Linked DNA regions of Mus musculus: all the other regions are linked to region 3. The links are chromatin loops, found by intact Hi-C in ENCODE. Cell type or tissue: heart. All regions are shown on one strand.

Region 1 (2,500 bases), 250 kb before region 3:
CAGCAAAGAAGGCACTACTCCCAAACACTTACACCCCTGTATGCCAGAGCTGTGAGGAATTTGGTTTTCCTTTCCTTTCCTTTCCTTTCCTTTCCTTTCCTTTCCTTTCCTTTCCTTTCCTTTCCTTTCCTTTCCCTTTCTTTTTTTCTTTCTTTCTTTCTTTCTTTCTTTCTTTCTTTCTTTCTTTCCTTCCTTCCTTCCTTCCTTCCTTCCTTCCTTCCTTCCTTCCTTCCTTCCTTCCTTCCTTCTTTCTTTCTTTTTCTTTCTTTCTCTTTCTTTTCCTTCCTTCCTTTTCTTAATTTGCCCATTGGGTAAAAGGGTCTAGGGCTGAGAGGGAACTCTGGGTGGGGACTGCATTTGGAAGCTGGTTCATGAGAAATGCAGTTGAGACTTTCAAGATAGCTCAGCAGGTAACGGCTTGCTACCAAGCCTGATGACCCAAGATCTACCCTGGAGAACCCCACAGGGTAGGACAGAAGCAGCTCCCACAAATTGTCCTCTGACGTCCACGTATACATCGTGTCACACACAACACACCTCCCCAACGCATACCTAGAAAATTAATTAATTAAAAGTAAAAGAAAAAAAAACGGTGATGAGGTCCAGTTGAAGCAACAGAATAAACAGCACTCACAGAAACCCGCTGAAGTGTGCAGAGCAGGACCCTGCAGCCTGCATGGCTAAAGAGAGAGGAGCATAGTGTCTAGGAGACCCAGGACACCAGTTAGAGCGGCTAAAAGGAGAAGGACAGAGGCCATGCAGGCACAGCCAATCATATTCGGGAGCCTCAGCACTTTGGCAAGACAAGTCTTGAGACAGACAGAGACTATGGCACTCAGGGCAGGCCTGGCCAGGTAAAAACAGTGTCAGAGGGAGGATGTGGACACAAACCAGAAGCCAAGTAACACTGAGAGGGAGCAAGAGACCCAGAGATGGTACCAACAGGCAGCACTTCTGGGAGGCCAGGCTGGCAGGGAGGGCCGAAGGGCAGGAGCTGGTTATTGTATTTTGAAAAGGGAGCGTCTTGCACAATCTCTCAGAACAAGTAGATGGTCCTAGGTGGCAGCAAAGATCTGCTCCCACAGCCCAGCTGTGGGGACGAGAAAGAAAAGAGCGGTGGACCTTCCCCTCCCTCTTCCCACCAACACCACAGGCCTCTCTAGACTTGCTCCACTTCCCACCTATTGCTGTGGCTTGCCTGCTGCTGGGGACATCACATGACAGGGAGCATAGATACTGCATTCAGAAACTCCGTTCCTGCCTTCTAACCCCTCCTTGCTAAGGCTTGGAGCTGGAGCTGCTCACAGCTCCGGGGGTGACGTCATTCTGCTCTCCCAGAAGCCAGATGTGAGTCTACTCAGCTGACGCGGTTGACTCTGTGAGGGACTCCAGGGCAACTGGCTGGCTACAGCCCCAGGCTGGAGCTAGGAGGACATGTCCAGGATGGCAGAGTGGGCATCGGAAAGTGTGTTCTAACTGTAGGCGGAGGCTGTTGGTGAGAGGGAAGCTTCATTTGGGGAGAAGGAGTGAATGGTGACGGAGGAAAGGGAAGCAAGGGGGTCTCTAGATGGCTCAGTGGTAAAGCATCTGCCTAGCATGTGTGGCGCAGGAGCTGCAGCACCACGAAGATAAGGAAAAAAAGCACAAAGGAAAATGAGAAGAAAAGAAGGGAGAGGAAAGGAGGGGGCAGGAGGGGAGGGATAGAGGGAAGGGGGAAGGCAGGCAGGCTCCAATTTTCTAAGGTACGTTATGTTATAATGTCCCCGTGGCAAGTATGATCTCACAGCCCAGGAACCACCTCTGGAGAGCCTGGGGTGGTACACAAGCAGTGTGTGTAACTCAGGGCAGTGCTACTGAGGAAGGACTCTTAACTCCTACTATGTGCCTGGAAGGAAGTCCTACTGTGTGTCAGATACTCATTGCTATGTGCTGGCTCACTGATCCTCAAAGCAACTGAGGTGGCTATCACTATCTCCCCTTAAGCAATGGGGTACACTGAGGCTCTGAGGTGCAGGCCACCCATCCAAGGTCACACAGTTGAGAATGGGCAGAGACCACTCAGATGGCTGAGGCATCTGCTCTGGAGAAAGCTTGATTCTCTGCATTCAGGGCTGTGTGTGTCCCTGCTATAGGCGGAATTGTCCAGATTGATGTGATAAAACCAAAGCCCGGGTGACAGGCTCAGACGAGCCATCAGGAGGTGAAGCCCTCATGAATGGGGTCAGTTCCCCTTATGCAAGAGGCCCCAAAGTGCTCCCTCTGTCTTCGAGCACGTGAGGATGGGAGAGGAGTTGACCGTGACCAGGAAGAGGGATTCCTGATCAGAACATGACCCTGGGGGCTCTCTGCTGTCCCTTCCAGCTGCTAGAGCGCTAAGGAGTGGACTCCTGTTGTTTGTGAGCCAGTATGGCTATAGTTTTTAATAAGAGCATCCCACACTCTGAGGACCACGGCTCCAGAGTCTCCACTGTGCCACACCCTTGGAACAACTTCATCCTGC
Region 2 (2,500 bases), 170 kb before region 3:
TGTCTCAGAGAAGCAAGTTACGCAAGCTAAATTTTGGTGCTAAGAAGTAACAGCCTACTCCAAGGCCCACCCTGTTACATTTCCTTTTGGAAAATGGGCTCAGGAGCAGAGGGAAGCTGAGCTGCCCACAAGGGGCAGGAAGTTCCTGTCTCCGTGTCTCCAGGGCGATGCACTTGTTCTTGGGTGTCTGCATCTTGTTCTTAGAGTGTCTTTTGCAAGGCTTGCCTAGTGTCTGTGTATCCTTTGCAACTAGGGATAACCTAGCTCCTAAAACAAAGCCTTCCAATGTCTCTTTCTGCAAGGCCAATAAAGGGTTCACCAGTCCCACCCCTCCTGTGCCAGTTCAACCCCTACTGGGTCCCACTGGGCAGGGCAATTGACTCCTTCTGAGCTTCAAGCCACAGATCCTCCCTAGATCCCCAGACAAGGCCAACAAACAGCCACCTCCTGGCACCTTCCTCTCAACCAGACACAACACAGTGCAGGAAGGCCAAAGCCCTAGGCCCAGGGGAGGAACTTCAGTTATCACAAGGCCGATCTCGGACTCTAAGCTAAACAGCCTCTAATGGCTCCCCCCACACCCATCAACCAGCAGTCCCCTCCTTTGAAGCCTGAGGAATTTCAGCCACTCTGGATCCCCTTATCACTAACTGTGGAATTCAGCCCTGGGGTTAGCTTGGTGTGGGCGAGGGAGATAAGGAAAGGGCCCCTGTAAAATCACTCCAAACTATGGCCTTTCCCCTCTTGGGCCACACATTTGAAACCCTGGGGCCCTCAAGGGACCAAAAGGGTACCAAGAGGGTCCTCAGGGCCTTAGGGTTGAGAAAGTTTGAGGGCCCCGGTTTTACCCAGGCCTCCAGATTTCAGAGTGCTTTTGAGAGCCTGGCCACACCCGGCCACCACCCAAAGGACAGAGCAGCCTGGGGCAACCCAGGGCCCTGGGCGACTCACCTAGCCTCTGGCCGCACGCTAAGCAAGTAGCTGCGACTGGCTGGGCCGGGCGTCCACACCGGCCCGTCGTCCTCGCTATCTCCACCAGCTCCTGCTCGACCACCCAGGCCCCAGCCCCGGCCCGCGGCCCTCCGCGACCCCATGGCACCGCAGCCCCTGCCTCCAGCCCCGGCTCCTGCCCGACTCTGACGCGCGCCCCTATTTATAACCCGGGGCTGCTGTCACCTGCTGCTGTCCCTCCCCCGGTTTAGGCAGCTACTCAGCCTAACCCGGGAGCCAGGGAGGCCTGCAGAGAAACTCCGTGAATGCCGACCCAGAGACAGAAAGAAAGGGTCCTTAGAACCCCAGCCTCCTCACAACTTTCTTCTGGCTTTCTTTCAGTTTTTAGAGAAACAAGTAGAACGAGGGTAGAGAAGAGTTCCTAGGGGAGGAGAGCTTAAGATAGATCCTGAAAGGGGCCACACTGACAGCCACCAGCCAGTGGTCTGTGGGCCACTACTTAAGACATACTCTGTCACCTCTATCAGTGACCTCCCTCTATCCAAAGGAGCCCAAGATTCCTGGGTATACATTGTGTGTCTCCCCCAAACCCTTAGCAGTATCTAGCATAGATTAGTGGTTCATCAAAGGCTTCTAGAATAATCCAACCTCTTCCATCCCTTCAGGCTCCATTTCCTAAGGTCAGAAAATGGGCCAAGTCCTAATGCTTAGAAAAACGATTCTATCCTTCACCGTTCCCAGAGCAAGCTGCTAAGCACAGCTTAAACCTGGCGCTTAGTTTTTGGGAGTGACCACAGTGGGTTTATCTGTCCCTGACCACAGACCTAACCTGGGCCAATCAAAGGTCTTCACCGAAATATTTGTTTATTCTCTCTCTCAGTCCTGGCTTCAAGGCAATTGCTGAGACTACAGGTGTGTGCCTTCATTCCTGACTTACCAAAACACTCTTTAAAAAAAAAATGCATTCCCTATATTTTCTTTTCTTTCCTGCCTCTAAGCTCTCCTTTGCTCTCCTGCTCACTCTATTTCAATTTCATGGCCTCTTTTTCTTTAATTCTTGTTACAAATATTTCTTTAATTGTTGTTACACCACACACACACACACACACAACCTGCCCAGTCTGTATAATGTTACGTGTGTGTATATCTTCAGGCTGACCGTTTGGTACTGGATAACCAGTTGGTCTGCTTCCCCTTGGGGAAGACTGTTTCTCTGGCTCTCAGCATTCCTTAATTGCCTATAGTTATTTGTTTAGGTTTGAGGCCCTGTGAACTTTCCCTGTTCCATGACAGCACGGTTACTTGTATCATCCCTCATCAGGTCATGTTTAGGCAGCATGTCTAGGTGTTGGTGAGACTTCATGTATATAATTTCTGACATTTCTAGGAGATACACTGTTACCGAAACTTCTTGTTTCTACAGTCTTCCCCCTTTCTCTTCAACAATGATCCCTGAGCCTCGGGTGGAGGAGTTGTGTTGTGAGCACACGCCCCCATTCATCTTTGTTCTTGAGTCTTCTGAAGATGCATGCCTTAAGATCCCTCTAGC
Region 3 (2,500 bases):
GCACGCCTTTAATCCCAACACTTGGGAGGCAGAGGCAGGCAGATTTCTGAGTTTGAGGCCAGCCTGGTCTACAGAATGAATTCCAGGACAGCCAGAGTTACACAGAGAAACCCTGTCTCAAACAAACAAACAAACAAACAGAAACAGACAAGAAGACACCTTTGCTATGGAGTAAAGAAAACCCCTTCGAATAAATAGTCTTTGTGAGCCACCCTGCTCTTGTAGTTGGTGGAGAGCTTGGTTGCGCTGTATTTCAGGATAGGAGGTAAATATTTCCCCAGAACCTATCCCCCTGACTAGCAACTCAGGGTCCCTAATTCTGCCCTTGGGGCTGTGTCTCTTACTGTTCCAAGCACTCTGGAGAGGAGAGCTTACCCCGATCTTCTCCGCTACCCAAAGGTTGGGACCCAGCCTCTGGGTCCCTGAAGTCTCCTCTGACCCTTTGTTTCCATACCATTCACCCTTTGGTGCTGCTCCCTAGGAGTCCCCTGTGGCAGAGAAGGCTTCCTAGCACCTCTAAAGCATCAAAGATGTCAGCAAGCACCCAGGAAGACTCATCGGGAGGGTCTTAGCCTCAAAGGTGCTTGCTTCTGGCTTCGCAGCAGTTGGGCTGCAGGCTTTTGAATCAGTAGTGATGCTGTTCCCGGGTCCATGGTGCTAAAACTTGTAGCAAGCCCGCTCTAGCCCAGTTCCCTCTGCAGTTCTGATGGCAGGTGGGGCTTTTCTTGGATATAAGGCTCACTGAAATGTCCCAGAACCCCTTGGTTTCTGCAGCCCTTGTGTGTTCCTTCTCCCTTCTGATTCTCCCAGCCCTGGCACTCCTCCCGATTCAAGGCTGTGCGGCTTTTTCTATGCCAGTGTTACACACAAGCCAGTCGTTTAGAAAGAGAGAACTTCAACTGAGGAAAATGCCCCCACCAGACTGGCCTGTGGGCAAGCCTGTAGGCATTTTTTAGTTGATGATAGAAACCATAAGGCAAAAAAGGCCTTGGCTGTTCTCAACTGATACCAGACCAGGCTCTGCCCTTAACCAGCTGCTGGTAACTCTCCCTGACAGATGTGATGTAGCCCTTACCTTTAATTCCAGTACTTGGGAGGCAGAGGCCAGCCAAGTATAGAGAGAGTTTCAGGACAGCCAGAGCTACACACAGAAAATAATAATAATAATAATAATAAATTATGGTCTGGAGAGATGTCTCAGAGGTTAAGAGCACTGGCTGCTCTTCCAGAGGTCCTGAGTTCAATTCCCAGCAACCACATGGTGGCTCCGTATAATGAGATCTGGTGCCCTCTTCTGGCCTGCAGACATACATGCAGGCAGAATGCTCTATACATAGTAAATAAATCTTTAAAAAGAAAAAAAAAAAAAAAGGTAATTCATCCAGTGGGACTCAGGGGCCACAGTGCTCAGGTCTTCCCTGCTGCAGAGGAGAGAGTGGTAGACCTGTGATTAGCATAAATCAGGACCTCTGCTCAAGAAACAGGGGCTGGAGAGATAGTTCAGCACTGTTGCTCTTAAGGAGCACGAGGGGTCGATTGCCAGCACCCACATGGTGGTTCACAACCATGCTTAATACCTCCAGTTCCAAAGATCCTGACACTCTCTTCAGGCATCTTTGTCCACTAAGGCATGCACAGCCTGTAAGCAAAACACATGTGCACTTTTTTAAAAAATATTTTTAAAATATTTTTTAAAGAAAGTAGCGTGGGTAGGAAGGGAAGGGAAAGATCCTCTTCACTGCTGAATGGTATTTGACTTTCTGTTTCTTTTGAAGTAGGACTGAGGAAAGGAATGAATTTTTAAATCTTAACATAGAAATGTTTAAGGATTGGAGAGATAGATCAGCAGTGAACACTGTGTGCTGTCCTGGAACTCACTCTGTAGACCAGGCTGGCCTCGAACTCAGAAATCCGCCAGCCTCTGCCTCCCAAGTGCTGGGATTAAAGGCGTGCACCACCACTGCCCGGCTAGTCTAGTCTTGGCTCCCTGCAGAGACCAGCCCTCAGAACATCTAAAGCTGTACACTCTCCAGTCAGTCTGCTTGAGGACACCAAGCTTCCGCTATCCAGACTGTAGGATAAGCAAATTCATTTGAAAGGAGCAGCAAAGTGCAGCACAGCTCGGGTGGCCCAGGGCGTGTTTCACTCCTCCACATCAAGAAGCCAGAAAGATGAGTGAGTTCAGAGGCAGGCTCTGCCCTTCAAGCTTTGGCAAGTCTCATGCCAGAGCCACAGCCTCCTGTCTGGATCCTGTCTTGATGCTGCTATCTGCCAGATCTGGACCTCCTGGGGAAGGACCATTTGGAACTGTTCTGAAGGAAGCAACTGTAGTATCGTCTCTTTAGAATTCTTTGGTTTTAGCCACTAGCATCATTGGTTTAGCACAGCATCTGCTGGAGTGTGTGGGCCTGGAAGGATCCTGATGCCTCTTGCTACTGCAACCCTGTGAATTCCATTAGATCACAGGGTCAGAGGCAAGGGCCCTGCTGTCTGCCCTGCT

The links. Hi-C counts contacts between places; a loop is a spot of excess contacts. Peaks named below come from ENCODE experiments on the same cell type or tissue, not always from the same donor. Only the 100,000 strongest peaks of a DNase experiment are listed, where the experiment ranks them.
Region 1: it touches region 3 in a loop (2.2-fold over the local background); 2 of 42 quality-filtered maps call a loop at or near these places.
Region 2: a loop joins it to region 3, with 2.1 times the contacts of the local background. A loop is called at or near these places in 18 of 42 quality-filtered maps.

What each region holds. Positions count from the first base shown.
Region 1 is chr7:81,133,534-81,136,033 of GRCm38, reverse strand. All of the region lies in intron 8 of Slc28a1 (solute carrier family 28 (sodium-coupled nucleoside transporter), member 1), which reads right to left. Among named protein-coding and RNA genes, the nearest start is that of Slc28a1, 20 kb to the right of the region's middle. In heart, a CTCF peak has its summit at 1,063; DNase peaks (open chromatin) are centred at 1,283, 1,923 and 2,413; H3K4me3 peaks cover 649 bases; H3K27ac peaks cover 1,889 bases.
Region 2 is chr7:81,056,224-81,058,723 of GRCm38, reverse strand. It overlaps Alpk3 (alpha-kinase 3), which reads right to left and starts at 1,124. Exons shown (of 14, transcript NM_054085.2): 1 at 952-1,124. The coding sequence starts at 1,094. In heart, no CTCF peak of the experiment used is centred here; DNase peaks (open chromatin) are centred at 86, 493 and 1,113; H3K4me3 peaks cover 1,616 bases; H3K27ac peaks cover 2,500 bases.
Region 3 is chr7:80,884,686-80,887,185 of GRCm38, reverse strand. No RefSeq gene overlaps it. Among named protein-coding and RNA genes, the nearest start is that of Gm32112, 7.5 kb to the left of the region's middle. In heart, a CTCF peak has its summit at 1,296 (motif pointing left); no DNase peak of the experiment used is centred here.